2 separate regions of the Homo sapiens genome follow, and region 1 is linked to region 2. Evidence: read pairs that join two places in POLR2A ChIA-PET (ENCODE). Cell type or tissue: K562. All regions are shown on one strand. Each heading gives the region's core, and the rest is flanking DNA. Links, peaks and the distances in the headings are about the cores only.

What was found. ChIA-PET counts read pairs that join two places held together with the same protein. Peaks named below come from ENCODE experiments on the same cell type or tissue, not always from the same donor. Only the 100,000 strongest peaks of a DNase experiment are listed, where the experiment ranks them.
Region 1: POLR2A ChIA-PET joins it to region 2 with 5 read pairs; 1 of 35 experiments calls an interaction of 5 or more read pairs at or near these places.

Annotation. Positions count from the first base shown.
Region 1 is chr19:13,078,479-13,095,350 of GRCh38, forward strand. It overlaps NFIX (nuclear factor I X), which reads left to right. Exons shown (of 11, transcript NM_001365902.3): 7 at 135-257; 8 at 3,202-3,377; 9 at 9,511-9,658; 10 at 11,821-11,912; 11 at 16,157-16,872. The coding sequence ends at 16,171. Among named protein-coding and RNA genes, the nearest start is that of LYL1, 16 kb to the right of the region's middle. In K562, for the core only: a CTCF peak has its summit at 10,878; a DNase peak (open chromatin) is centred at 10,883.
Region 2 is chr19:12,818,083-12,831,509 of GRCh38, forward strand. RTBDN (retbindin) reads right to left here. Exons shown (of 6, transcript NM_001270441.2): 2 at 11,729-11,915; 3 at 10,787-10,871; 4 at 10,575-10,685; 5 at 8,693-8,789; 6 at 7,400-7,851. The coding sequence starts at 11,897. The coding sequence ends at 7,624. RTBDN-AS1 (RTBDN antisense RNA 1) reads left to right here and starts at 7,651. Exons shown (of 3, transcript NR_187779.1): 1 at 7,651-7,830; 2 at 8,703-8,810. RefSeq lists a cis regulatory region at 7,049-7,849, enhancers at 7,418-8,194, 11,967-12,468 and a silencer at 10,443-10,602. In K562, for the core only: a CTCF peak has its summit at 7,634 (motif pointing right); a DNase peak (open chromatin) is centred at 7,599; H3K4me3 peaks cover 339 bases.

The DNA of each region.
Region 1 (16,872 bases), core at 6,392-11,391, 260 kb after region 2:
GGAGGGAGCACAGTGGAGGAAGGGGCAGTGGGGAGGGGCTGAGGAGAGAAGGAGCGAGCTGCTGGCTTCCCGCCTTCCCCGCACCCACCCCAGCCCAGCTAAACCTGCCCTGTGTTGCTGCTTCCTCCCCCCAGGCCCGGCTTCTCTAAAGAAGTCAGGAAAGCTGGACTTCTGCAGTGCCCTCTCCTCTCAGGGCAGCTCCCCGCGCATGGCTTTCACCCACCACCCGCTGCCTGTGCTTGCTGGAGTCAGACCAGGTGAGAAATGGGGGGCCCCGGAGGGGGGCAGTTGGGGAGGTGGCTGAGTATCTAGGGGCAGCTGGCCAGGTGAAGGGGCCAGAGCTGACCCCGAGTGACAGCCCCACGCTCTCCAAGTGGGCCAAGGTGCAGCAGCGGGTGGGCATGGGAGCCGGCCCCTGCTTCACGTAGCACCTCATCGAGGACCAGGCCGGGCCCCTGGGCTGCCCACCTGGCTCCTGAGCAACCTCCCACTTCTCACTCCTCACGTGCATGGGTGCTACATACAACACAAGCCTGTCCCGAGTCCTCCCCAACTCTGGCCCAGTTCTCCTTTTGTCCTGCCAGCTGTGAGCGGGAAGGCACAGCCTTCTGCTCTGCCTTCCTGCCGGCTCCTCTCTCCCAGCTCCTGGCTGAGCCCAGGCTCTGGATTTTTGCCAGCATGAGCCCAGGTTGATGTGGGGCCTGGATGGAGAAGAGTACTCCTAAGGAGCCCAGGCTCCTGCGGCAAGTAGCTACCTTGTCTGGGCCTCCCTGCCGCTTTCTAGAAAGGAAGGGCTGGGTCTAGGGGACAGGTGGTACCTGGGCTGCTCCCCAGGAAAAGGAACTGCCCACTGCCGTGGGGCTGCTCTCTGACTTCAGTGTCCCAGTTGAGAAGGTGCTCAGGATGAGAACACCTAGATCGCCCTGAGGAGATAGGATCAGGCAGGAGGCTGTGGGAGCTGAGACCTCAGCCCTGTCACTCCTTCACTTTCTTCTTCCCTCTCTGGGCACCCACCTGGCAGCAAGAGGCCTGGACTTTTTCTGGATATGGCCCTATGTCCGCCTGCCATCTCCTGGGCTCGTATGTAGGACACAGAAAATGAGGAGGTTTACCTCCTGGCTTCCTCCTTGGGGCCTCCTGGCTGGGAGCCCAGAGGCAGCCGGTGCTGGGGCAGGGTGTGGTGGCCGCGAGGTGGGGGTGGGGAGCCCAGGCCCTCTACACAGGCAGCAGGAGGGCGCAGGCCTGGCTCCTCCGGCTCCACCTCAGCTTTTATGAACTCCAGAGAGAAGCCAAGTTTCCTCAGCCCCCTAATGAAACCGAGAGCAAGAGCGAGCTGATTGGAAACAGACGGGAGGAGGAAGAGCTGGGGCCTGCTCTGGGTTGGGAATTGCGTGTGCAAGGACGCGTATGTGAGGACACGTGTGTGAGTGATGAGGCTGAGCACATGAGAACACCGCCTAGGTGGCGGTGGCTGGGTGCACACCAGCTCGCACTCAGGAGATGTGTGTGCATATGTCAGACGGCCATCCTGAGCAGATGCTGGCTTTGTCTTCATCCAGAGCCCCAGGGAACCCTCTGCCTCCTCTTGTCCCCCACCCAGTCTCCCACCCAGGGCCTGAATTAAGGCAGGGCTAGTGAGGCACTCACCTTAGGTGCAGAGTGTCAGCAAGTATCAAAAACTCAGTCATCAAGATAAATAATATTTTAATGGAATATGTTTTAAAATCCAAACTATTGCAAAAAAAAGGGTATGGTAAGCAAACACCAGTTTTTTTGTTTGTTTTTCTTTTTCTTTTTTCAAAGACAGTTTCCTGCTCTATTACTCAGGCTGAATGCAGTGGCACGATTATAGCTCACTGAAGCCTTGAACTCCCAGACTCAAGTGATCCCTCCTGTGTGCCACCCTGGCTAATTTTTAAATGTTTGTTGTAGAGACGGGGTCTTGTTATGTTTCCCAGGCTGACCTCCAACTCCTGGATCAAGTGATCCTCCCACCTTGGCCTCCCAAAGCACTGGGATTACAGGTATGAGCCACAGCACTCAGCCATGTCTTTGTTTAAAATGGTTTAAAATGTTGAGGCTGGGCACAGTGGCTCATGCTTGTAATCCCTGTACTTTGGGAGGCCAAGGCAGGAAGACTGCTTGAGGCCAGGAGTTCGAGGCTGCAGCGAGCTGTGATCATGCCACTGCACTACAGCCTGGATGACAGGGCGAGATCCTGTCTCTATTTAACAGATACTGGCTGGGCGCGGTGTCTCACGCCTGTAATCCCAGCACTTTGGGAGGCTGAGGTGGGCGGATCACAAGGTCAGGAGATCGAGACCATTCTGGCTAACACGGTGAAACCCTGTCTCTACTAAAAATACAAAAAATTAGCCGGGCGTGGTGGTGGGCGCCTGTAGTCCCAGCTACTCGGGAGGCTGAGGCAGGAGAATGGCGTGAACCCGGGAGGCAGAGCTTGCAGTGAGCTGAGATCGCACCACTGCACTCCAGCCTGGGTGAGAGAGCGAGACTCAGTCTCAAAAAAAAAAATTCTTTAGGCTGGGCACAGTGGCTCATGCCTGTAATCCCAGCACTTTGGGAGGCCAAGGCAGGCAGATCACTTGAGCCCAGGAGTTTGAGATTAACCAGGACAATATGGCAAAATCTCATCTCTAGAAAAAAAAAAAAGCAAAAATCTACCAGGCCTGGTGGCGTGCACCTGTAGTGCTGGTTACTTGGGGGGCTGAGGTGGGAGGATTGCATGAGCCCAGGAGGATTGCTTGCCGTGATCCGTGTTTGTGCCACTGCACTCCAGTCTGGATGACAGAGCGAGACCCTGTCTCAAATAATAATAATAACACTTTTTTAAAAAGCCAAATAAAATAAAGACAAGATCCTACCCTGCCTCATCTGCCTCATCCTAATCTCCCAGCGCTGGTTGTGATCAAACTTTATTTACAAAAACAAATGGCTGGCCTTTGGACCCTAGTTTGCCTATTTGATTATTATTATTATTATTATTTTTGTATTGCATTAAAACATCATGGATCCTGATGACTGACTTTTTTGTGCCGCCTTAACTTTTGTGCCTGTGGCGGCTGCCTTACCTGCTCAGGATCCTCAGGACCCTCTGACCGGCAGCTCCCCTCCTCTCCTGTCCCTCCCACTGGCTGCCTCCTTGGCCCTGACGCCCTTTTTTCCCTGCCCACGTGCATGCAGGGAGCCCCCGGGCCACAGCATCAGCCCTGCACTTCCCCTCCACGTCCATCATCCAGCAGTCGAGCCCGTATTTCACGCACCCGACCATCCGCTACCACCACCACCACGGGCAGGACTCACTGAAGGAGTTTGTGCAGTTTGTGTGCTCGGATGGCTCGGGCCAGGCCACCGGACAGGTGAGTCCAGAGGGCCCCAGGAGCCCGGCTACAGCCTCATCTCCACATCTATCTGTCTGTCTCAGGGCTCACAGGGAGAGGGCCCAAAAGCCAGGAGCCCACCTGGGGCTGGAGCAGCAGGGAGCTGGTAGTACCAAACGCCTCGATTTTCTGGGTCTGGGGACGGGGGTCTGTGTATTATGCCAGGGCTTGTCTATCATGGTCCGGAGAGGTGGGGGCAGCATCTGGGCCCCCTTGCTCAGTCAGGCTCCTTGCCTTTCCCATGGTCCTTGCCCCCTCAGCAGGAGTGAACTCATGATGATCCAACCCGGATCTGGGCCCTGACCTCCCAGCGCTCCTCTTAAACCTCGGGGCTGCAAGGATTTGCTAGATTCTAGACCAGGGTTTCCCCAGTATCAGCACTGTTGACATTTGGGGCTGTTTATTCACTATTGTGTGAGACCATCCAGTGCTCTGTAGGATGTTGAGCAATATCCCTGGCCTCCACCTGCTAGATGCCAGGAGCACCTCCTCCTCCCCAGTCTTGATAATAAAAAAAAGTCTCCAGATTTCAGTGTGCCCAGGAGGGGAAGACCATCCCTAGTGAGGAGCACTGTGTCAAGGGAAAGCCCCGATCCACATAGCTGCCACGGAGACTCCTGCTGGCAGGACTTTTAACAAAGGGTTCCCAGGACGGTCCTGGTTCTAGAGTGAAACCCTGCTGCTCCTCAGCCCTGGGAGACACACTGGCTCCCCCCAGAGCCCTTCTCTGTCACTGACAGAAACTCAGGGTTGCTCAGCGAAAGAATGATCCCAGGAGGTGGTGGGCCAGAGATGACCCTTCAGTGGGACAACGGTCCCTGGTTGGAATGTGGAGGTTTCTAGACCTCTGGGAAAAATCCAGAGCCTCAGCAGCATGCTGTAATAGGAGAAGCTCTAGCTCCTCTGTAGCCAGCCCTCCCAGCTTGGAAGCCTGCTGCGAGAGGTCAGGCAGGGAGGATGCTCAAAGGGCTGTGGTGGGGAAAGGCATCCCGGAAGCCCACACCAGAGGCTGCCTGCTGCCACCAGCCCCGTGCTGCCTTGGTGTGCTCTGGCAGAGCGAGCATTTGCTAAGTGCTGGTGTATTGATTTGCGGCGGGGCCGTGGCTCCGCCTCCTCACTCTGTCCCTAAGGGAAGCCAGTCCTCTTCCCTCCCTCCTGTTCCCCTCCTGCTCCTTTCCTCCTCGTCTCCCTTCTCCCTTTGCCCATCGAGGGTTTCTCTTGGCTGACTCTGCAGCTCCTTAGCATACTGGTAGCTTCGCCCACCTCTCTCTGGACAAGCTCTGTCCACTTTTAGGGCCATGGAGGGAAGAGCAGACCTGACCTCTGACAGCTGCTGTGCTTGCATCAGAGATGCCAGCAGAGTTCACGGGGAGCTACCAGCCTATGCCCAGCCCCCAAGGGGCCTGGGGTCTGGGATATGCCGCAGAGAGGCCTGGAACATTACCTTACCTGCTTTCTTAACTACCGAGGCAGCCAGGATTTGGAGTCAAATTCAGGCTGGCCTAGAGACCGGCCAAGGTTAGGCCAAGGAGCCAAACCTAACCACAGAACCCTTGAGAAAGTGGGTCATTTAGTCCCCTGGCCATTCTGAGCCTCTGGTCCTGAGGGCTGGGTCCTGAGCCTCTCCCTTGACTTGACTGTTCAAGATTGAGGACTCTGATATAGAGCCATAGTTTTTAAAAAAACGACAGAGGACTCATTTTGCCTAGAAGCTTCTCTTCCTGAGGCAGGCACTTGCTCCAAGCAGACCATGGACAAAACACCGCAAACAGGCACCTTGATTAAGCAAGGAGTGTGGCCCAGCTGGGGAGCAACTTCTGAGTTTCCTTGTGTGGCCTGTGTGGCCTGTTGTACTGAAGAGAGGGAGAGGGGGCTCAGCGGGGAGCCTGCTTGATGGAGCCCACGCCCGGCTTCTGGGAGGAGGCTAGAGACAGCACTGTGCTACACAAGAGGCTGATGCATAGCTGCAGAGAGCCAGAGGGCCCGGCTCCGCCACTGATCCAGTGGGTAGGGAGTGGCAGCGCCCAGCTGTGCTTGCACTACAGCCACTGTTAAGCAGTGCTTCTCAGACTTGGCATGCGCGAGAGTCAACTAGAGCCCTGGCTAACACACAGATGGCTGTGCCTCACCCCCAGAGCATCTGATGCAGCAGGTCTGGGGTGGGGACTAAGAATTAGCATTTTTCCCAACTTTCTAGGTGATGCTGATGCTGTTTCTAACCTCCTTGAGAATCAGAAGTCACAGATCAGTTTTGCAGGAAAATGTCTGCATAGAAGAATTTTAGGCTGGGCGTGGTGGCTCACACCTGTAATCCTAGCACTTTGGGAGGCTGAGGCAGGCAGATGATTGCCTGAGCTCAGGAGTTCGAGACCAGCCTGGGCAACACGGTAAAACCCCTCTCTACTAAAATACAAAAAATTAGCTGGACGTGGTGGCGTGTGCCTGTAGTCCCAGCTACTTGGGAGGCTGAGGCAGAAGAATCGCTTGAACCCGGGAGGCAGAGGTTGCAGTGAGCCAAGATTGCGCCACTGCACTCCAGTCTGGGCGACAGAGTGAGACTCTGTGTACAAAACAAAAACAAAAACAAAAAAAACCCAGAATTTTATAGACAATTGCAGAAGGGTTCCCAGGGCACACCTATAGCCATGGCCTTGGACCCTAGGGTAATAACAGCCAAGGCCATGTGGAGACACTATGCAGAGGAGATGCAAAGGGCAGTTAAGAGGATGCCTGGTTAGCTGTGTTTCAGGGAGAAGGAAGAGACTGCCAAGTGAACATGATGGAGAAATCACAGGGCCCAATGGGAGAGCATGACTCCGGGAGGCAGGATGCCTGGTCCTGGCTCAGTCTTACCATCATTGTCTGAACAGCCAGGCCCACGTGTTTATCTGTAAGGTGAAAGTGAGGAGCTGGTCGGGCGCGGTGGCTTATACCTGTAATCCCAGCACTTTGGGAGGCTGAGGTGGGCGGATCATCTGAGGTTGGGAGTTCGAGACCAGCCTGACCAACATGGAGAAACCCCGTCTCTACTAAAAATACAAAAATTAGCCGGGCATGATGGTGGGTGCCTGTAATCCCAGCTACTTGGGAGGCTGAGGCAGGAGAATCGCTTGAACCCGGGAGGCGGAGGTTGCAGTGAGCCGAGATTGCGCCACTGCACTCCAGCCTGGGCGACAGAGTGAGACTCCATCTCAAAAAAAAAAAAAAAAAAAAAATTGAGGAGCTATACCACCTTCCAGGCTCCTTCTAGCTCCTAACTCCTGAGGTTTTAAGGCACTGCACAGTCACAAGACCTTGAGGTTTTTAAAACCTCAACTGTACCCCAGTCAGAGCTGAGACATGCCAGCCTGGTTGGAAGTTACATCTAGAAACTGAATGTTGTAAATCAGCAGGTTTCAATGTCTGGCCATATCAGGCGGGGATTAGCATTATTGGGTGGGATTAACGATTTAGATACTCCTCGGGGAGACAGGCTCTGAAGCTGGAGGAAGGCAGAGGCCGTCCTGTGGTTGCTTGGAAGGCCTCTGTGTCCCAGTCCCCTGGGAGCCTGAGCTCGGGACACCTGGAGAGGAGGAGTGAGGCTGTGATCAGACCGTCCCATTCCCTCCTTCTAGGCAGGCATGGAGATGAGGGGAGGCGTCGCATCACCTTTCTCTGCAGCGCTGCAAACCCCCACGCTCTGACCTGCACTGTTACCTGGAACTGAGGGTCCCTTTCCAAAACACCTGCACAAAAGTTCTCCAGCCCTTGACACATATGGGGACCAGCAGCCACTGTTTGCTTTTGTCAAGGGCCACTGAGAGTTGTCACCCTTGGAGTGGGCAGGAATGGGTCAAAGGAACCATTTAGAGGGACAGTGTGTCAGACCTAGATGCTGGTCATCGTGGTAAAAAAACAGTGGGCAGAGAAGCCAGAGTTCAGAAGGGCGTGGCTGCACAGGCCAGCCTGGGCTTCCGTGACTTTAAAGTGCAGCAGGAAGGACAAGTCGATCCCACGTGCTTAGTGGTACTTGAGTGCTGCATGCTTCTGCCGACTTGTTGGGGAGCTGGCAGGGATGGGGGAGTGGCCTGTTTTGAAGGTTCCAGTGAGATCAAGAATGTCCTAGAGAAACAGGGCAGAGAAAGATAGGTTGTGATTCAGGGGATCTGGCTGGTCCCCACAGAGGGGACAGCGTTTTTTGAGCAGGTCTTGAAGGGTGTGGGAAATAGTCTTTCATACAGAGAGCTTCGCAGCAAGCCAGCGTGCAGTCCTGCCTGCTCGGCCTGTGTTCCGGAAACCCCAGTCAGTTTGGAATGGGAAGTGCAGAGGGGCGGTAGGGGCTGGACCAGTAGAGGCATCCGTGGGGGCCTTGAATGCCCAACTGAGGAGATTGGACTTCATGTTGGGTATAGCTGGGGCCGTGGAAGGTTTCAGAGGACTGGAGAAACCTGAGCTGATGTGGATTTGGGGGAGAGGATTGATGAGCCTGGTGGAAAGAATCCTAGCATCCCTGGAGTAGTCAGGCAGACATGGCTGTGAATTCCAGGTCTGGCCAGTTGCAGCTGGGTGACTTAGGATAAACCATTTAATGGCCCAGAGCCTCAGTTTCCTCAGTTGTGAAATAAAGAGAATAGAGCTTCCTTTGTGGCAAGGCTTCCCAGGGCAGGCCTGTTAATGCTTGGACTGATGATCCTTTGTTGTTGGGGCTGTCCTGTGCACCGCAGGATGTCGAGGAGCATCCTGGCCTCCACCCAGCCCCTCCAGCCTCTTTGTTGTGACAACTGAAAGTGTCTCCAGACATTGCCAGTGTCTCCTTGAGGGGGACAGAATTACCCCTGGGTGAGAACTGATGCTTTCTGGGGTGGGTCAGGGGTTACACAACAGAACTAAAGCACCTGGTCCAGGGCTGGACACTGAGGGTCCTGAGCTGATAAGCACAGTCTCAGCACAGGGGAGCCCCATACACCAGCTCATTGTCATCGTCCAGCTGAAATCTGTGAGGACAGAACGAGGCACTGGCTGGAGACATCAAGGGGATGGGCTCCTCAGGGCTTGCTCACCGATAGGAGGAGGAGCACACAGCATCCTCTCTGGGTCTCGCATCCGGGTGCCCGGAAGGGCGGAACTCTATCCCACAGGAGAGGTGCTGGTTTAGGATGAAGAGCGCAGGCCAGGCCTTCCTGAGCCCACGCTGCAGTGGTCATCAGGGTCCTGTTCAGAGCAGCAGGAGGTGTGTGCCCAAACCTCCAGGGAGGTCTCTCCAAGGAACCTGCCTGGGAGAGGCAGGGGCGCCTCTGTCTGTCCTTTGGCACCTGTGTGTCCTGAAGCCAGAAGGCCAACCCACGCAAGGCCATGCACAGGGCCTGGAGGAGAAAATCCAGTTAGAAGCAAATGAGGGCATAAAGGACAAGGAATGCATCCTGGCAGCCGAGCATCCATGGCGTCTGAGGGCGTTGTACAGGGAAGTCCTCCTGAAGAACCTCACGGGCACTAGAGCTGGCAGCGATGGATTTTCTTCCCTGGCCATTCTTGAGAGAACAGGTCAGCACCCTACCACCCACAGGCAGTGAGGACCCAGGCTGCTGGAGCCGAGGACGAGCTCCCCAACTTCTGGTGGCCTCCTGAGGACATGTTGTGGGGTGGGTGCTGGCAGGCCTGCCGTCCTTGGTTAGGTGAACCAGCTCAGCCCGACAGCCCTCAGAGGGAGGCAGGCATGTGCTTTGGGGAGCCGGGGGAGCAGGGTGAGCGCGCTCATCTTTCCTGCTGTAGGAGATGGTCTTCAGGAGTGTGAGAGTTCTAGGTACAGCTGCACGTATTTGCTAGGTGGCACATTTTGGTACCTAAAACATTTTCCCTAAGAAGTAACAAACCACCCGTCGAACACCCCCTCCCTCCCTCCCACAACTTCAAAAGAGGACCAAAAAAAAAAAAAAAAAAAAAAAAGAGAAACACCTGAGAGACCAAATAGAGGCCTTACACCCTCACCCATCCTGTGCCCTGGAGGAGAGGACCCAATCCTGGATCTTCCACCGGGAGCGCCCGCTCTCAGGAGCGAGCTGGCGCGGCCGCGCAGGGGAGCGTGTGTCTGTGTGTGATGTGCCTTCATGCGTCACTCTATTTATGTTGTTCGCAGCCCAACGGTAGCGGCCAGGGCAAAGTCCCGGGGTCATTTTTGCTACCGCCGCCGCCTCCAGTGGCCAGACCTGTGCCCCTTCCTATGCCTGATTCCAAATCCACCAGCACTGCCCCAGACGGCGCCGCCTTGACTCCTCCATCACCTTGTAAGTGGACGATGAAACCGAAACCACAACGCCCAGCGTCCCCGGCCCGTCCAAACAGTCTCCACTGCAAAAAGAAAAGCCTTCCCCCTCCCCACCACCAAAGCCCCCCAACCCAGAGCACCATGGACAAGAGCAGAGCCGAGCCCCCCAACCACAGCCTCCCTCCCGGGCCTCAGTCGCACCAGCCAGCACCCCACGAGCCCCCTGCCCGCTGCTCCCAGCCGGGGCCCCTGGCCCAGGCCCCTCTGGGGGGCGGGAGGGAGAGCACAGCTGGGGCGCGCAGGCCAGGGGTGCTGGCGGGGGTGGGAGGGGGCGGGGAGGCACAGCCATGCCATCTTCATGCCTGATTGCTGTTTTTTTTTTTTTGTTTTTTGTTTTTGTTTTTTAATTTTTTTGTTGTTTCGTTGTTCCCCCCACACCAAGAAAATCAAATGTAACCACAAGGCGACGCCACCACCATCCCCTTTTTGCCTTGCCCCTCACCTCCATCCCTGGGCCCTTGGGCCTCAAAGACGCAGCAGGCCAGCCCGACCCCTTCCCCCTCAGTCTCACATTTGGTTTCTCGTTGTTCCTCTTTTTTTTTCCCCCCCTTCCATCCCTCTCCCGTCCCTTCTCCGCAATTCCTTTCCCAGGTTAGATGTTCCAAGGACGAGGGAGGGCTGTGGGCTTTGGCTTACTTCATCTCTCTCTCTGTCTCTCTTTCTTTTCTTTTCTTTTCTTTTTTTTTCCTCTTAAACCAATGACAAATTTTGTCAAAGGGAAAAGAAGAAAAATCATTCGAGAGGTCCCAGGTAGACCCGGCGTGAAGGACAGGAGGATGGGGCGGGTGCTGTCTGTGGGCCAGGGTGGGCAGCTCTGGGGGTGGGCAGGCCACAGGCCAGGGCAGTTCGGTGGCGGTGGGAGGGGTGGCCCATCTCACACTGCTCTCCGCTCGCTTTGTCTCTCCTCCTTTCTCGTGGTTTGAGTTCTTTTCCCCTCTCCATCCTCTTCATGCCATCTTCCCATCTGCATCCACCATAAGACATGAAGTCACAGTCATTGGAGGTGGGCAGGGTGGGGGATGGGAGCTGGGCTACAGGGTTCGGGGGCCACTTCTGGAGAGAGGTGGGCAGAATCTGGTGAGCATGGAGTCCCTGGGTGTGTCTGGTGCAGGGCAGCGGCGGGCCTTCCAGGTAACCTGTGACACTCCTTGCCTCCTCTGGGGGCATCTTCCCTTCTGGGGGTGCAGGGCCTGTTCCCTCCAGCAGGGCTCCATCTGGACAACCTGAGAGGAACTCAGGGCTGTTGAGATCATTTTGTCTTTGGGCCCCAGGATGGCTGCTCCCAGGCATCTGAGCCCTAGGGCTCTGCCAGGCTCTCCAGCCTCCTCCTCCTCTATTGCCTTGGTCCTGGAACCACAGGCCTGTTGGACCTGGTGCATCAGTCAGAGGAGGAGAATGCCATAGGCCTGAGCCTTGCCACCCCCTGGGCCCAAGCCAGGCAGCCAGCTCCTAGGCCCTTCTCTGACCCTGCCCTACCTGGCTCAGACCTCCATTGGGCACCCTTTGGGTTCCCCAAGCCTGCCTGCCTGGTCCTTGGGCCTGCCCAGAGTGGTAAGAGGTGTAGCATCTAGCTAGGCCACCCAGGTTGGAGAGGTAGCCTGGCTGGGAAGGCCTTCCCGAAGCAGGGTGGGGCCGGACTGCCAAAGCCTCCACCCTCCCCTGGCCCCCTCTCTTCAGTACCTGAGAGGGGCCAGTGGGAAAGCAGGGTTATCCACTGAGGGTACCTGGGGACCAGGGCTATCCCCAGCCCTGCCCAGTGCCTCACTAGCGGGTGGAACTGGGTCCAGGAGACTTGTCTCAGCCTCCAGGGCCTCTCCCTCATCCCAGCTGTGAAAAAGGATGCCTGGCTGAGACTGTGGCTTCTGAGTGGGTGTGTGTCGGGGGTGTAGTGTGTGTTCCTGGTCAGTGAGAGGATGAGGGTGTCCCTCTGTAGTGGGGGGCAGGCTCGGAGCCTGGCCTTCAGCTCAGATGCCCCTCTGGCCCATCCTTCCCACTGCCAGCCTAAACTCGGGCAGCATGGTCTAACTCAGTCTCTCCCTCTCTCAGCAGCCCCGAGGGGCAGTGCCCAGGTGGGCCCCAAGGCCTGACAGGGTCTCTCCCTCTCTCCCCTGCTCCCCACAGCATTCGCAACGACAGGCGCCTCCTCTGCCAACCGGTTTGTCAGCATCGGACCCCGGGACGGCAACTTTCTGAACATCCCACAGCAGTCTCAGGTAGGAGACCCTGCCCACCACCTGGATGCAGGGACCAGGGGAGTAGTCAGGGTTGGGGGGCATCTTGGTGTTAGGGAAGAGCCTGGAGTCCTTGGGGCTAACAGGGAGAGAGAGGTCTGAGGTGGGGCTGGAGGGCCCAGGCTTTTGCACGCCCAGCTGAGCCTGTCTCCCCAGGCAGCCCCCAGGCTCCCTGGCTAATCAGCTAATTGGATAATTAGCTCTGACAGCCCTGGCCCTGGGGAAGGCGGCCAAGGACCCAAGTCTAGAGGCCCTCTGGGCCAGGCCTGGTAGAAGCAAAGATGGAAGCCTGAGGCCCATCGGGAGGAGAATAGAGTCTGCCTCACTGCTTTCACCTGCCCCGACTGGAAGCCCCGGCCCCTAGCCCTCCCCTTTCCCCTGGCGTTGGGTGGGCTGGGTGACGGGTGGAGGAGGGACAGAGGGCCTGGTGGGCTGCGTGCCCAGAACTGGCACTGAGGGCAGGGCAGGGCAGGCCGCCACCCTAGAGGCCCCTCACCCAAGTCTCCAGGAGTCCTGTTAGGGAGAAGGCCAGCATGCTGGAGACCTCATCCTTGCTCCTATCCCCTGCTGACACCACCCTTAGTTCTCACCAGGAGACAGATCCCCGTCACAAGCAGGGCATAAGACTACTCTTAGCCCTCCAGGTGGAGACCCCAGAGGCCAGTGCCCACAGAGCCCAGTGCCCTTGGGGGCACAGGGAAGACCCATCTCAGGAGGAGGACAGAGGCAGCTTTAGGGGGCCTGAGGCTTTTACCACCCAGGGTTTTGAAAAAGAACATGCAAAGATCTTTCTTTTGCACATTTTACAAAAACACCACCTTGGAGGTGTCCTCAGCCCGGGGAAATCCACCTCTCTCAAGAGCCCCTGGGGCCACCTCTCATCTCCTGCTCTGCCTCTGTTCTGGGGCCTGAGTCCAGAGAAAGTTGGTGGATGGAAGTTGTGTGTGTGGTTTGAGATTGTTTTTTTTTTTTTCTTTTCCTTTCCTTCCCTCAAAAAAAAAAAAAAAAAAAAGCCAAAAAACTTTGTCAAACTTCAAACTTCAGAGCTCCCTAGTGGCAAGGAGGGGAGGGGAAGAGAACTTCAACCCCCTCCAGCTTCCCACCCCCTTTCCCCAGAGTCACGTCTGACCCGTCTGGTTTCCAGGAGCAACCAGACATGATGTAACACCCAGATGAACTTGAACTTGGGGGTGCTGAGAAGAAAAACAATGGCTCCGAGCAGGGGCTGGAGCCAGCCCCCTCTGCTCTGTGCCAGGGAGGCCGAGAGAGCCCTGCTGGCAGAGGCGGGAGGGGGTGCGAGAGGAAGGGACAGCAGGCGGGCCTCCCCTCCCAGCTCTGGGCTGGCACCAGGCTTCAGGGTTCCATCGCTCCCTCCCTCCTGCTGCCTGCCTGGGCTGCTCACAGCTCTGCGGTCGTGCGCTCCGAGGACCACTGCCACGAGCCGTCCCTGCTAACCCTGTTTCCGCTGCCTCCTTTACTTTCTTTGCTCACTTTGCTTGGACGTTTGGGGGCCAAGTCAGAGTTTAGGGAAAGTTTGTCTCCCCCCATGTTCCCTGTGTCTTAGGCTCCAGGAGGTAGGAGGAAGGAGTCCCAGCGGGGGTCCAGGGCCCCTGAGCAGGCAGGTGTGTCTGGGAGTGGTTGGGGGAGCGGAAGCTGGACAAGCGGAGCTGGAGCCCTCGGGCCTGGGGGCAGGCAGGCGGCTGCAACGGGCGGGCGCAGGGGGTACAGCCGGGGGTGGTTTCCACAGTAACCAGTGACTTTAGCTGATCTCTGGAGCACCAGATGGAGAGAGAACAATAGAATGAGGGAAGAAAAGAGAATTTTAGCAATTTTGTCATTCCCTGGGCAGCGCTTTTTACTTAGTTTTAATCAATTTTGGACCTGGCTCAGGAAGTAGGGAGGGGTGAGCAGAGAAAGCCACTCTGTGCTTGGCAGCAGATCCCCCATTTCTGGGACCTGTGGGGAGGTGCCGGGGAGCCCCCTTGGGGCAGCCTTTGTCCCTAACTCCAGACCTGGAACCAGAGTCTTCCTTCCCTGAGGAGGACCCCCCAGTCTGAGCATTGGCAGTTGTCCCCAACTGTACAGCTCAGGAGACCCCAAAGGGGCCAGTGTGAGGCCCTGGCATGATCTGCCAGGAGCAGATAGGGCAGGTGGGGCCCTCCCTGTCCTATTGTCCACAAGCCTCATTTGCCTGGTGAGGAGAGGGGTGGGCTTACCACCAGAGTCAGCCTCCCCCTCAACCTCGGGGCAATGGCACAGGGTTCCTGTATAGTCTCCCCTTGGGAAGGGGGTCCCAGGGAACAGGCCCAAGCCTGTGGCAGGTGGGGGTCACCCAGCCCAGGCGCTTCCCACCCCCGGGCCTGGGCCAGAAGCCCAGGAGCTGGCTGCGGGCCGGTTCTCCCCCACCCACTCTGGGGATGCCTCAGGCCTGGGTTTCCGCCTTAGCCTCGCCAGGCCCCAATGAGCCTCTGTTTGGCCTGTAGTCAATTGACCGGTTGGACTTGGGGCAGGTGCTCGAGGAGCCCCACTGAGGGAGGGCAGGTCTCTTGTGCGTACTGTCCAGCACATACAGGAAATTTAGCATTTCTGCCCACCCAGCAGCGCCTGCTCATTGTGGCAATCCCAAACCGCCACATTTCCAGATGCTCTTGATCTGCACTGTCCATTGTGGTAGCCACGGGCCACGTGTGGCTGTTTACATTTAAATTATTAACTAAAGAAAAATTTAGTTCCTCAGTTACAGTAGCCACATTTCAAGTGCTTAGAAACCACTTGTGGCTAGTGGCTACTGCAATGGAAATGAGAACATTTCCATTGTCACAGAAAGTGCTAGATGATCTCCAAGGCCCTTTCTGAAACTCAGTGTCCCTATCCTCAGTCCCAAACCAGAGCCTGAGAGCAGGTCTGGCCTGCAGGCAGAATGTTTGACCAAAGCAATGTTTTAAATATTGGAAATTTTCACACGAAATTCTGTTTGGGCTTCTGGCTTCTTTTGAAAAGTTGGCAGATGAGCTGCCCTGGGCCCTCACCCTGACCCTAGGCAGGGCACAGGCATTCTGGCCACCACAGACCCTGCTTCCTCGTGCTCGCAGCACAGGCAGCAGTTAGGAGCACAGCCTGCACTGCCCCTTACATTTGAACCCTGGCTCTGTTGCCCGAGGGCTGTGTGGCCTCAGGCAGGTCACGTACCCCCTCTGTGCCTAGCTTCCTGGTGGGGTCAGGGCAGGGGTGGAGTGAACCAGGACCTGGTATGTGCTCTGTAGTTGGCTCCGCCTGGCCCCTGCAGACCAGAGTCTGTGACAGCCTGGGAGAGGTCCCAAGATGCATTTTCAGGGACCCTCATTTTGCCCCAACGGTACTACCAGGTGCACCCAGGCCCAGTAGACCACAGTAGACCCTGACCCACCACTTTGCCAGGAGGTGGGGCTGGAGCCTTGGATGGAGGGCGTAGCCAAGCAGCCCAGACCCTTGGGGTCTGCCCTGGGTGTGCTCTGAGCTGAGCCACCAGACACAGGCAGACAAGACAAGGCCCTGTCTGTGGGAAGGCAGCGCCCCCTGCTGGCGATATGAAGGAAATGACGCTCACCCCAGGGAGCCTCAAGTCCTTCCTCAATGTCTGGTGCCCTGAGGGTAGAGGATCCAGCACCATGGGCTACGTGGCCCCTCCCCCAGGCCTGGCGCTACTAGGGACTGAAGCTGTGTGGTTCCCCTGCCCCCAGTCTTTCAGCCTGTGGGACCTTGGCTGGGGTATATAGATGGGAATTTCTGCTTTTAATCCAAAGAGACAGAAAGAAAACTCAGCAAGAAGCTGGGCCACCCCCAACCCATTCCTAAAACCCCTCTGGGTACAAAAGCCCCAGCCTGGCATCTTCCCCACCCTCCAGGACCCACACAAAAACCTAAACAATTGGAAACATGGCCAGATCTCAGGCCTGTGCCAGCGCCAGCCATGGGGGTCCCACCCGCTGGGCACAGTGCCCACGGGAAGGCCAGCTGGACTCTAGCACTAGGGGCAGAGTCTCTGAGGGGGCGGGGTTCTCGCAGGAGGGAGGGAGAGAATGGGGATGCCCTTTCTTCTCCATGGGAACAAGGTGGGTGGTGGCTGCCCGGCACCCTGGCTCTTTGGGAGCTGGACCCTTGAGGGGCCAGGTCACTGGGCCAGGTAGGAGTGAGATGGGACCTGCCCCAGCTGTTCTCAGTATCGCCTCTTTTTCATCCTGTTTCAGTCCTGGTTCCTCTGATAAGATCGACAAAAGAAACAACAAAATGAGAAGAAGAGGTTCCTCGAAAGGGGGGAGAAGAAATTTTGAGAATGGAAAAATCCCCCAGCCCAGCCCAGCCCCACCGAAAAGCAAAAATTACACGTCGTCAGCCACTCAGCCCTTCTCTCCTCCAGCCCGGGGACCCCCGCGGGCCCCAGAAGCAGCCCAGTTCTCAGAGAGCCCTTGGAAGGGGTCTCGGTGGAGCTGTGCACCAGCAGCCAAGCAGAAAGAAACACGCGACATGGACTCTGTCAAGTAGAGGACAGAAAGCAAGAAAGGATGCAGAACTGCCTTCCTCCCCCTGACCCCGCCCCGGCCTTCTGGGGAAGGAACAAAGTCCCCAAACAAAGCAACCAGCACAATTCTGAAGGGGCCTGGCCTCCACCCTCACCCCTTCCTAGGGGAACCCCACCCTCCACACAGCCGGAGCTGCCCTAGGGAGCCTGGAGGGCCAGCTTGTAAAGATGATGGGGTTTAGATCCCTCAGGCTCTCCCCTCCAGACTCCGCCCTTCCCTCCCTCCCTCCCTCCCTCCCTCTCTGCCAAGGCTCCAGCTTCTTCCCCCAGCTGCTCCCGACCAGGAGGGGGAGAGCAGCCTCCACTTACCCCACCCCACCCTTGGGCTAAAAGCCCCCAGGCGGGCAGGGGGTGACCCCTGGAGCTAGTTGCGTGTCCCAGAAT
Region 2 (13,427 bases), core at 5,397-10,396:
CTCATCTCTACCAAAAATACAAAAATTAGCTGGGTGTGGTGGTGGGTGCCTGTAGTCCCAGCTACTCTGGAGGCTGAGGCAGGAGAATCACTTAAACATGGGAGGCGAAGGTTTCAGTGAGCCAAGATCATGCCACTGCACTCCAGCCTGGTGACAGAGCAAGACTCCGTCTCAAAAAAAAAAAAAAAAAAAGGGCCCAAGAAGAGGGCAGTGAGAGTAGGCATTCGGGAGGAGGTGTGGTCTCCACCCAAGAGACACCCTCTATCCAACCCTCGTCTTGTTGTTATTATTTTGTTATTTGACTTAAAAGCTTATTTTTCTTTTTCTTTTGAGATGGAGACTCACTCTTGCTCCGGCTGTGTTGCAGTGGCATCTCGGCTCACTGCAACCTCCGCCACATGGGTTCAAGTGAGCACATCCGGCTCATTTTGTATTTCTTTTTTTTTTTTTTTTTTTTGAGACTGAGTCTTGCTCTATCGCCCAGGCTAGAGTGCAATGGCCCAATCTCGGCTCACTGCAACCATTGGCTCCCTGGTTCAAGCGATTCTCCTGCCTTAGACTCCTGAGTAGCTGGGATTACAGGCACCGACCACCCCGCCCAGCTAATTTTGTTTTTCTCTTTTTTTTTGAGATGGAATCTTGCTTTGTCTCCCAGGCTGCAGTACAGTGGTGTGATCTTGGCTCACTGCAACCTCCGCCTCCCGGGTTCAAGAAATTCTTCTGCCTCAGCCTCCCAAGTAGCTGGGACTACAGTCACATGCCACCATGCCTGGCTAATTTTTTGTATTTTTAATAAAGAAGGGGTTTCCCCATGTTAGCCAGGATGGTCTCAATCTCCTGACGTCGTGATCTGCCCGCCTTGGCCTCCCAAAATGCTGGGATTACAGGCGTGAGCCACTGTGCCCCGCCTTCTTTGACTTTTTGTAGACACCAGGGGGTGGGTCTTGAAGTCCTGAGCTCAAGGGGTCTCCTGCCTTGGCCTCCCCAAGTGCTAGGATTATAAGTAAAAGCCACCAGCCACCATGTGCAGCCTGCAAATGTTACTTCTTTTTTTTTTTTTTCTGGAATAGAGCCTCACTCTGTCACCCAGGCTGGAGTGCAGTGGTGCGATCTCAGCTCACTGCATCCTCTGCCTCCTGGGTTCAAGCAATTCTCCTGCCTCAGCTCCCGAGTAGCTGGGATTATAGGAACCTACCACCACACCCTGCTAATTTTTGTATTTTTAGTACAGACGAAGTTTCACCAAGTTGGCCAGGCTGGTCTTGAACTCCTGACCTCAGGTTATCCACCCGCCTCAGCCTCCCAAAGTGCTGGGATTACAGGCATGAGCCACCGCGCCCGGCCTGCAAATGTTACTTCTAACAACAGCCTTTGAATTTGTGAGAACTCAGTGCTGGGTCCCCGTCCCAGCAGCGTGAAGCTCACACGGGAGTTGGAAAGAGTCCAGGGTTCCACACTGGCCTGCTGAAGATCCCGAGTGTCATGTTTTTGAGGTTTTTTTTAAGAAACAGAGTTGGCTGGGTGCGGTGGCTCACGCCTGTAATCCCAGCACTTTGGGAGGCCAAGGCGGGTGGATCACCTGAGGCCAGGAGTTCTAGACCAGCCTGGCCAACATGGTAAAACCCCATCTCTACTAAAAATACAAAAATTAGCCAGGCCTGGTGGCAGGCACCTGTAATCCCAGCTACTCCAGGGGTTGAGGCAGGAGAATTGCCTGAACCCGGGAGGTGGAGGTTGTAGTGAGCCGAGATTGCGCCTTTGCACTCCAGCCTGGGGGACAAGAGTGAGACTTCGTCTCAAAAAAAAAAAAAAAAAAAAAAAAAGGCCGGGTGGCTCACACCTGTAATCCCAGCACTTTGGGAGGCTAAGGTGGGCGGATCACGAGGTCAGGAGATTGAGACCATCCTGGCTAACATGGTGAAACCCCATCTCTACTAAAAACACAAAAAATTAGCCAGTGTGGTGGCGGGCACCTGTAGTCCCAGCTACTCGGGAGACTGAGGCAGGAGAATGGCGTGAACCTGGGAGGCGGAGCTTGCAGTGAGCCGAGAATAGCGCCACTGCACTCCAGCCTGGGCTAAAGAGCAAGACTCCATCTCAAAAAAAAAAAAAAAAAAAAAGGGTCTCAGCCAGGCACAGTGGCTCATGCCTATAATCCCAGCACTTTGGGAGGCTAAGGTGGCGGATCACGAGGTCAGGAGTTAAAGACCAGCCTGGCCAACATAGTGAAACCGCTGTCTCTACTAAAAAATACAAAAATCAGCTGGGCGTGGTGGTGAGCGCCTGTAGTCCCAGATACTTGGGGAGGTAAGGTGGGAGGATCACTTGAGCCTGGGAGGTTGAGGCTGCAGTGAGCCGAGATTGCACCACTGCACTTAAGAGCCTGAACAACAGAGTGAGACCCTGTTTTAAAAAAACAAAAACAAGGCTGGGCACGGTGGCTCATGACTGTTATTCCAGCACTTTGGTAGGCCAAGGCAGGTGGATCACCTGAGGTCAGGAATTCAAGACCAGCCTGGCCAACATGGTGAAACCCCGTCTCTACTAAAAGTACAAAAATTAGTCAGGCATAGTGGCAGGCACCTGTAATCCCAGCTAGTAAGGAGGCTGAGGCAGGAGAATAGCTTGAACCTGGGAGGCAGAGGTTGCAGTAAGCCGAGATCGTGCCACACTGCACTCCAGCCTGGGTGACAAGAGCGAGACTCCGTCTCAAAAAACAAAAACAAAAAACCTATGGCTTTCACATGTTTCCTTTTCTAAATGAGGTCCTGAGTATGTGGGACTACAGGCACAAACCATTGCACCTCGCTAATTTTTTTTGGTTTTTGTTTTTTTTGGTAGAGATGAGGTCTTACTATGTTGCCCAGGCTGATTTTGAACTCCTGGCTTCAAGCAGTTCTCCTGCTTCAGCCTTCCAAAGTGCTGGGATTTCAGGCGTGAGCTGTCCTACCTAATTTTGTCCAGCCTAACTTTTTTTTTTTTTTTTATTTTGGAGATGAGGTCTGGCTATGGTGCCCATGCTATTCCCAATCTCCTGGCCTCAAGCAATACAGTCACCTCAGCCTCCCAAGTAGCTGAGACTGTAGCCCGAACTGCCAAACCTTGCATCACACCCTCCTGTCTCTCTCTTTTTTTTTTTTTTCTGAGACACGGTCTCCATCTGTTGCCTCAGCTGGAGGGCAGATGATGGCTCACTGCAACCTCCACCTCCTGGCTCAAGTAATCCTCCCACCTTCAGCCTCCCAAGTAGCTGGGACTACAGGTGTGTGCCACCATGCCCAGCTAATTTTTTTAATTTTTAGTAGAGATGGGGTTTTGCCCTGTTGCCCAGGCTGGTCTGGAACTCCTGACCTCAAAGAATTCATCTGCCTCGGCCTCCTAAAGTGCTAGAATTACAGGTGTGAGCCACAGCTCCTGGTACATCACACTCTATCCTCAGGTTCAAGTGTCTCTGCCTGGCATCCAGTGTCTTCCAGGACCAGATCCCATCTCCCATGGTCTATCCCAGGCTTCCTGGTCAGCTCAGAGTTCCCAGAATATGAAATCTCCAGGCCTTTCACTTGGAATGTCCTCCATGGCTTGATTATCTGACTGGAGATCCTTTAAAGACTTGCTTTACTTCCTTGAATGCTTGTTCCTCCTCCTTGTCACAATAACACAGTCTATAACATCAGTAACCCAGTATGTAACATCATCCACCAGAAGCAATCATAATAGACGGTCTACATTCATTGAGTGATAATTGTGTGCCACACTTTCTAAGCATTTTATTTGACATCCCCCCCATTGGAGGTGGAGTCTATGATGCCTCTCCTTGAATATGAGCTGGCTTCAGTGACTCACTGTAGTGAATAAAAAGTGAGAGATGTCACACTGTGTGAGTTCCAAGGTTAAGTCATCAGAACTGAAACAGATCCCACCTGGCTTGCTCTCTTGGGATATTTCCCTTAGACCGTAGCTGCCATGTTGAGAGGAAGCCCAAGCCACAGAGAGGCCATGTGCAGATATTCTGGCCAACAGCCCCAGCAGAAGTTCAAGGCAACAGCCAACACCAACTACCAGATATGTGAGCAAGGAAGCCTTCAACGTGATTCCAGCCCCAGCCACTGTGTCTGCAAGTATATGACAGATCTTCAGGAAGAACTGCCAAGCTGAACCAAGTCAAACCCCAGAACCATGAAAGATAGTAACTTTTTTTTTTTTTTTTGAGATGGAGTCTCGCTCTGTCACCCAGGCTGGAGTGTAATGGCGTGATCTCGGCTCACTGAAACCTCTGCTTCCTGGGTTCAAGCAATTATCCTGCCTCAGCCTCCTGAGTAGCTGGGATTACAGGCATGCGCCACCACACCCGGCTAATTTTCTGTATTTTTAGTATAGATGGAGTTTCACCATGTTGGTTAGGCTGGTCTCGAACTCCTGACCTCGTGATCCACCTGCCTCGGCCTCCTAAAGTGCTGGTTGTTGTTTCTTTTTTTTTGTTTTGTTTTTTGAGACGGAGTCTGGCTCTGTTACCCAGGTTGGGGCGCAGTGGCATGATCTCGGCTCACTGCAACCTCTGCCTTATGGGTTCAAGTGATTCTCCAGCCTCAGCCTCCTGAGTAGCTGGGATTACAGGCACGCACCACCATGCCCAGCTAATTTTTTATTTTTAGTAGAGACAGGGTTTCACCATGTTGGCCAGGCTGGTCTTGAACCCCTGACCTCAGGTGATCTGCCCGCCTCGGCCTCCCAACGTGCTGGGCTTACAGGCATGAGCCACTGCACTCAGCCGATAATGACTTTTTTTTCTGAGATGGAGTCTTGCTTTGTCGCCCAGGCTGGAGTGCAGTAGTGTGATCTCAGCTGACTAAAACCTCTGCCTCCCAGGTTCATGCCATTCTCCTGCCTCAGCCTCCCAAGTAGCTGGGACTACGGGTGCCTGCCACAATGCCCGACTAATTTTTTGTATTTTTAGTAGAGACGGGGTTTCACCATGTCAGCCAGGATGGTCTCGATATCCTGGCCTTGCGATCCGCCCGCCTTGGACTCCCAAAGTGCTGGGCTTACAGGCATGAGCCACCACGCCCAGCCTAGTGACCTTTTTTTCATCACTATATTGGAATTGTTTGGTATGCAGTGTTAGATAAGCAGAAAAACTTGCACTAACTCACTGAATTCTCCTTTCTCAATCCTGTGAAAGGAATGCATTTCCGTTTTATTTTATTTATTTTATTGTAATTTTTCTTTTTGAGACAAGGTCTCACCCTGTTACCCAGGCTGGAGTGCAGTGGTACTGTCTCAGGTCACCACAACCTCCACCTCCTGGGTTCGAGTGATTATCCTACCGCAGCCTCCCAAGAAACTGGGATTATAGGCATGTGCCACCACAGCTGGCTAATTTTTTTTTTTTTTTTTTTGAGACAGATCCTTGCTCTGTCACCCAGGCTGGAATGCAATGGCACGTTCTCTGCTCACTGCAACCTCCACCTCCCAGGTTCAAGCGATTCTTCTGCCTCAGCCTCCTGAGTAGCTGGGATTACAGGTGCGCCCCACCATGCCTGGCTAATTTTTGTATTTTTTAGTAGAGATGGGGTTTCTCCATGTTGGTCATGCTGGTCTTGAACTCTTGATCTCGTGATCTGCCCGCCTTGGCCTCCCAAAGTGCTGGGATTACAGGCATGAGCCATCGCACCCGGCTGCCTGGCTAATTTTTGTACTTTTGGTAGAGACGGAGTTTCGCCATGTTGGCCAGGCTGGTCTCGAACTCCTGGCCTCAAGTGAATGAACCACCTGCCTCGGCCTCCCAAAGTGCTGGGATTACAGGCATGAGACACCGTGCCTGGCCCACATTCCCATTTTAAAGATGAAGAAACTGAGGCTCAATCTGGGCAACGTGTGAAACCGAAGTTACAGCATAAGTAAGTGGTAGAGCTGGGTTGTGAACACAGGTGGACGCTACACGGGGTCATTCCCACCAAATTCTGTAGTCTGTACATGTATAATATGGGGTCTTGGGCAGGAATGGTGACTTGTGTCTGTAATCCCAGCACTTTGGGAGGCCGAGGCAGGTGGATCACCTGAGGTTTCGCCAACATGGTGAAACCCCATCTCTACTAAAAATACAAAAATTATCCAGATGTGGTGGTGTGTGCCTGCAATCCCAGCTACTCTGGAGGCTGAGGCACGAGAAGCACTTGAACCCAGGAGGCTGAGGTTGCAGTAAGCCAAGATTGCACCACTACAATTCAGCCTGGGAGACAAAGCTAGACTCTGTCTCAAAAAAACAAACAAACAAACAAAAAAAACGCCAGGCGTGGTGGCTCACACATGTAATCTTAGTACTTTGGGAGGCCAAGGTGGGTGGATCCCCTGAAGTGAAGAGTTTGAGACCAGCCTGGCCAACATGGTGAAACCCTATCTCTACTAAAAATACAAAAAATTAGCTGGGCTTGGTGGCAGGTGCCTGTAATCCCAGCTACTAGGGAGGCTGAGGCAGGAGAATCACTGGAACCCGGGAGGAGGAGGTTGCAGTGAGCTGAGATCCTGCTATTGCACTCCAACCTGGGCAACAAGAACGAAACTCAGTCTCAAAATAAATAAATAAATAAAAAGCTGGGATCTGGCTTTTGCCCAGGCTGGAGTGTAGTGGCAGGATTATAGCTTACTGTAGCCTCAATGTTCTGGGATCGAGTGATCTTCTTACCTCAGCCTCTCAAGTAGTTGGGAGTACAGCACATACTACCAGGGCCAGCTTGGTATTCTGTGTCTGCATGTCTTATTATTATTATTTTTTTTGAGAGAGAGGCTCTCACTGTGTCACCCAGACTAGAGTACAGTGGTGTGATCGTGGCTCACTGCAGCCCTGAACTGAGCTCAAGCGATCCTCCTGCCTCAGCCTGCTGAGCAGGTAGGAATACAGGCACGGGTCACTACACTGGGCCAATTAAAAATATTCTTTTTCTTTTTCTTTTTTCTTCCTTTCTCTCTCTCTCTTTTTTTTTTTGTGGAGACAGGTTCTCACCGTATTGCGAAGCCTGGTCTTGAACTCCTGGGCTCAAGCAATCCAACCACCTCAGCCTCTCAAATTGCTGGGATTACAGGCATGAGCCTCTGCACCTGGCCTTGAAGTGTGTCTTGAGGCCTATACAAGTTAGGCAGCTTCTTGGCAGCCCTGGTGGCACACAGTGGGAAGGAACCCCTCCTGCCCTTGTCAGCCCCTGTTCTGACCCCCTCTCCATTTCCAACAACTGGGTATTCCCAGTTATGTTGACTGCTCTAGGGCACAGGCTATCTATCATTTACACTCTAGTATGAGTCAGTCACTACTTCTAGGGTCTGAGGATTAGACGTGAGACATCCGTTACTTTCTGGCAATTCTCCTTCCGACTTATTTCCCCAAGAAGCAGCCACACTCGTCACGTGCTCTAGCTGGCGACTTTATTCAAAGGGGAGAGGGAAAAGTGAGAGAGTTGGGTCATTTCTGGGATAACCTGGAGAGGGGTGGGTCTCTGGAGCTCCAGGGAGGAGGGACAGACATCTCAAAACTATTACAGAAGGCCGAGAGGACGAGGGGTGGGGTTCTGGGTGTCCTGAGGGGCGGGGCTGGGGGAAGGGTCGCTCCCCCAACTCAGGGCCACGCGTCCGCTAGGGGCCGCTGCCGCTTCCACTGCCACTCCCGCTGCCCGCAGCGTCCAGGATGGAGGTGCGAGGGCTGCGGGAACGCCGGGAGGGAGCTTCCCGGCCCCGTCGTCCTGGTCTGGGACGAGGTACCGCGGAGATGGAGATGTTGAAGCAGTGACGGGCTCCAGGAGCAGCCACCGGTAGGGCGTGGCCCAGAGCCGAGCGACAAAGGTCCGTCCCGTCTGCGAAGGTCTAGGAAAAAGTGGAGTTAAGGCCCTAGTGGGCGGAGTCCAGAGACGTGGGGGGCGTGGCCTCGGGAAGGGAAAAATGTGTAAATTCCTTAGGGATTGGGGTCAGAGCCGGAGCGTGCGGCCTGGGAGTCTATGTGCGGAACGTGAGTGGGGGCAGGTCCTTGGGGAGGGTGAATGTTCTTACTGGGCCCTAGCGGGATGAATCAGGGTTGGGGCAGTTGGGGGGCGCGCAGAGAGGTCTGTATCAAGGCTGGGGTTTTGTAGAGAGTGACTGGGCTTCTGGGTCCTCCAGGGTAAAATGTGGATGGACCCAGAGCAGGAATGGTTTCTTGGGAAGGGCAAATCTGGACTTCGAGAGCTTTTGGGGTCAAAGGGCACAACCCAGTAGGAGGTTGGGCTAGGGAAGGGTGGGAGCAGGGACCTGGGGAGTACCAATCCGGTCTCTGGGGTCTAGACACGGTAAGAAAGAACTTGGTGGGGGCCGGGGGCGGTGGCTCACACCTGTAATCCCAACACTTTGGGAGGCCGAGGTGGGCGGATCACCTGAGGTCAGGAGTTCGAAACCAGCCTGGCCAACATGGTGAAACGCTGACTCTACTAAAAATACAAAAATTAGCTGGGCATGGTGGCATGCGCCTGAAATCCCAGCTATTCGGGAGGTTGCGGCAGGAGAATCACTTGAACCCCGGAGGCGGAGGTTGCATCGAGCTGAGATCGCGCCACTGCACTCCAGCCTGGGTGACAAGAATGAAACTCCGTCTCAGAAATAAATAAATAAATAAATAAATAACTTGGTGGGGAGGATCTCAGTCTCTTCCCTTCACCTTCTGCCCCACGCTCACCTGTCCATAGGTAAGGCAGCTGGGCTCACAGCCCCTTTTTTCTGAGAGTGGGAGCCAAGTCGGGCCGCAGGTGATATCATCTTCGCAGTTGGCGAACCTGGAGATGGCGAGTGGAGAGGTGGGTAAAGCCTTTGTAGTTACATTCCAGCGCGATTCTGGCTCTTCTAGACTGTGTTCACTATATGCCCCCACCTCGGATCCAGGCCCCGCCTTTTAGAACCACTCCCCTGCTAACTAACCCCATCTCTCCAGATTTCACCCTGCCCCATATTCTATCAGATCTTTCCATACTCTGGGCCACGTCACAACTGGCCTTGTCCCTACAGACCTCAGACCATTAGTTACAGGCCAGTCCCTCATATTTTCCCACTCTTTCGTTTTCCTTTTATTTATTTTTGAGTCAGGGTCTTGCTCTGTGACTCAAGCTGGAGTGCAGTGGCGTAAGCATGGCTTATGGCAGCTTTGACCTCCCAAGCTGGAGCAATCCTTCCACCTCAGTGTCTCAAGTACCTGGGACTATAGGTGCGCACCATCATGTCCGATTAATTTTTTTTTTTTTTTTTTTTGAGATGGAGTCCTGCTCTGTTACCCAGGCTGGAGTGCAGTGGCCCAATCTCTGCTTCCTGCAACCTCTGCCTCCCAGGTTCAAACAATTCTCCTGCCTCAGCCTCCCGAGTAGCTGGGATTACAGGCGCCCACCACCACGCCTGGCTCATTTTTGTGTTTTTAGTAGAGACGGTGTTTCACCACGTTGGCCAAGCTTGTCTCAAACTCCTGACCTCAGGGGATCTGCCCACCTTGGCCTCCCAAAGTGCTGGGATTACAAGCATGAGCCACTACGTCCGGCCCATGTCTAATTAATTTTTAAATTTTTTGTTGAGACTGGGTCTTGCCATGTTCCCCAGGCTGATCTTGAACTCCTGGCCTCAACCAATCCTCCTGCCTTGACCTCTCAAACGACTGAGATTACAGGCACCCACCCTTTTACCTTATCTTTTCAATCAAGAGGACTCACTCCTTAAGAAATCTCAGGGCCTGGCTGGGCATGGTGGCTCACCCCTGTAATCCCAGCACTTCGAGAGGCCAAGGCAGGCGGACCACCTAGGTCAGGAGTTTGAGACCAGCTTGGCCAACACGGTGAAACACCGTCTCTACTAAAAATACAAAATTTAGCCGGGCGTGGTGGCGGAAGCATGTAATCTCAGCTACTAGGGATGCTGAGGCGGGAGAATCACTTGAACCCAGGAGGCTGAGGTTGCAGTGAGCTGAGATCGTGTCACTGCACTCCAGCCTGGGCGACAAGAGCAAAACTCCATCTCAAAAAAAAAAAAAAGAAAAAAAGGCCGGGCACGGTGGCTCACGCCTGTAATCCCAGCACTTTGGGAGGCCGAGGCGGGCGGATCACGAGGTCAGGAGTCTGAGACCAGCCTGACCAACATAGTGAAACCTCGTCTCTACTAAAAATACAAAAATTAGCCGGGCATGGTGGTGTGCGCCTGTAACCACAGCTACTCAGGAGGGTGAGGCAGGAGAATCGCTTGAACCCGGGAAGTGGAGGTTGCAGTGAGCCGAGATTGCACCACTGCACTCCAGCCTAGGTGACACAGTGAGACTCCATCTCAAAAAAAAAAAGAAAGAAAGAAAAGAAAAGAAATCGCAGGGCTATGAAAAGCCACATTGCCATATGGCAGGTATCTTAAAAGCTGGGGGCTTCTCATGCCTCGCCCCTATCTACCTGGGCTCTAAACATTAAGCTGCATCTCTTAAACCTTGGCCCTGTTGGAGGCCACTCCCCTTTACACAGAAGGCCAAGCAAACTGCAGGCTCCGCCCTCTTCCCCGCCCAAGTCACAACCCACGCCCCTTGCCCCCGCGTCTCCTACCAGGCCTGGCAGAGCTCCTCGCAGAGCGGCTGTGCCTGGCGTACCCCCAATAGCCGCAGGCGGAAGCGACTGCGAAGGGCACGTTGGAGGTGTTCCAGGAAGGATTCGCATCTGGACGTTGGGAGAGATAGGGTCGGATGGGTCAGGACCCGAGGGAGTTCCTGGGCAATGGGCAAAGTACGCGAGAAAACGGTGGAGGGTGCTGTACTCACTCAGGGCTCGGCACTCCACAGCGTTCTGGATGGTTTCCAGGGCCCGATGTCTCTGTTGTGTCCATCTCTGAGGGACAACAAGGTCCTGGCAAAGGGGAACCCTGTGAGCTAGGGTCTTGGATATTCAGGTAAGGTTTGGGAACTGAGGCCTGGGGATCCCCTGGACAGGGGAGACAACAATTACATCAATCCTCACAAACCCATAACTTAAGACCCTTCCTTTGGAATGCAAATGCAGCTTCAAGTAGTAATAATCATTTCTTGTTTATAATAATCAACTTACTTGTCATGTGCCTGGTAGTGACACATATACTTAATCCTTTTCCTTTTTTTTTTTTCTTTTTTTCTTTTGAGACAGGGCCTCACTCTGTCACCCAGGCTGGAGTGCAGTGGCGTGATCTTGGCTCACTGCAACCTCCACCTCCCAGGTTCAAACAATTCTCGTGCCTAAGCCTCCCAAGTAGCTGGGATTTCAGGCGCATGCCACCTCGTCCAGCTAATTTTTGTATTATTAGTAGAGACAGGGGTTTCACCATGCTGGCCAGGCTGGTCTCAAACTCCTGACCTCAAATGATCTGCCCACTGCAGCCTCCCAAAGTGCTGGGATTATAGGCGTGAGCCACCGAGCCCTGCTCATATGCTTATATGCTTAATCTTAACAACAGCTCTGCGAGGTATATTTGTTATTTCTCTCTTTTTGGGGGTCCATGTGAGACCCAGAGAGGTTAAATGACTTCCTCAGGATCACACAGCTACAAAGTGGCAGAGTTGGGATTTGAACCCAGGCAGTCTAATTCTTATCCACCATTCTTCAGCACTATCCGTGCCTCCCACCTTGGTGGCCATGCTAGGCCCCTCTCATAAGGAAATTCTAACATTGTCATGGCAGGGTAGGTGTGGGTTTCTGGGTGTTGGTGGTGAGGCAGGGTCTGGGGTGCTCACCTGCCAGGTGCAGCTTGCCTTTGCCCAGATCAGCTGCCAGCCCATGGTGTTGCTGGGACCTGGCTTGGAGTGGGCGGCTCCCTCCACAGGCTTCTAGCAGGATCCATGCCAAGGTCAGTTGCAGCACCCACGTCAGGCCGATGGGTCGCATGTGGACCCTGCAGTCCATGTCCACCTGAGATAAGAGCTGGCAGGCATAGGGTGGGGTTCAGCCATCCCTTTCTGTGAGCTTAGGGTGGCACCCACCCAGTGCATACCCAAGAAGCAGTGCCAGGCAGAGTAGGGAAAGTGCAGCTGAGGAGGAGGCTGGGGCAGTGGCCAAGGACGTTCAAATCCCAGGAGACCATCAGGGCCTGCCTCCAACCTAGGAGCCCCCCTCCCATCAGAACCATGTCCTCTATGTCCCTTCAGTGCCACCCCAACCAAGCTTAGACCACAGTGGCCCTCCTCCCATCCAGCAGGATCTCCCACCTTTTTAGTCTTCAAGAGACCCCTTCTTTTCTCAGAATGAAGGGGACCTCCCTAGGTCTTCCAATCCCCCTCTCCTGTTCAGTAATTCCTCCCTCTCTTCTATGCGGCCTCCCTCCTCCCTCTCTCGCTCCCTGCCGGCCCTTCTCTGGGTCACCTTCTCTCGGCCCACAATCGGCTTAGGGGCCACCCAGAGCTGGACCTTTGGGACCAAGGCTGGTGTGGCAGGGCTCAGGTTCTGTCACTGGGGCCCAAAGCCCCGAGGCAGGGACAGCTAGCGGTCTGTGGAGACAAGACTGTCCCCTTCCCGCCTCCCCGCATTCAGCCCCTCACCTGTTGGCTGGATTGGGGTCTAGAGGCCGCTAAGACACCTCAGGATCCAGTCCAGGAAACTGGCTGCTGAAAGGGGCGTGGCTTAATGCAGGGGCGGGACCTCCCACCGTCCTGCCCACACTCCAGCTGACCAAAGGCTGGCCGACTTGGGGCTGGTGTGTATATATCCTTGTGTTTGTTTTTATGTTCAGCTTGTGGCTTAAGCTCTGTATCTATATATGTGGGGAGTGTGTGTGTGTGTGTGTGTGTGTATGTGTGTGAGGAAGGTGTGTTTGTGTGGCCTATAGCCTGTGTGTGTTCCCAGGCACCTGTGTCTTTTGTTTGTGTGGCTGTGTGTGTGTTGAGCATGTATGTGTGTTTTTGTTGTATGAGGTTATGTTTATGTGTGTTTCTTGGTGGAGTGGTTGTGTGTGTGTGTGTGTGTGTGTGTGTGTGTGTGTGTGTGTATACGTTCAGAATCTGGGGGAGGATTGTGTGTCCCAAGCAATGTGTTTGCAGTTGAATAAAACAGGATCTTAATAAATGTGAGAAGGGGAAATGTAGCATTGGGTTAGTGTCCCTGCAAAAATGTTGGAAGTCAGTGGATAAAGGTTTTTGACCATGAAGGTTGACCATGAATGAACAAAGAAATGTCATGTGCTGAGCAGGATGTGTTTGTGTGCACACATTATGTGTCCTTCTGAAGTTTCTGTGAATGTGTGTTGCTTGTGAACACTCCTTTAACTCATCCATTCATTCAACAAACATTTATTGAGCACCTACTGTGTGCTAGATTCTGGGGATGCAGTAGTGAACAAGACATGAAAATTTCAGCCAGGCATGGTGGTTCACACCTGTAATCCCAGCACATTGGGAAGCTGAAGTAGAAGGATCGTTTGAGCCCAGGAGTTTGAAACCA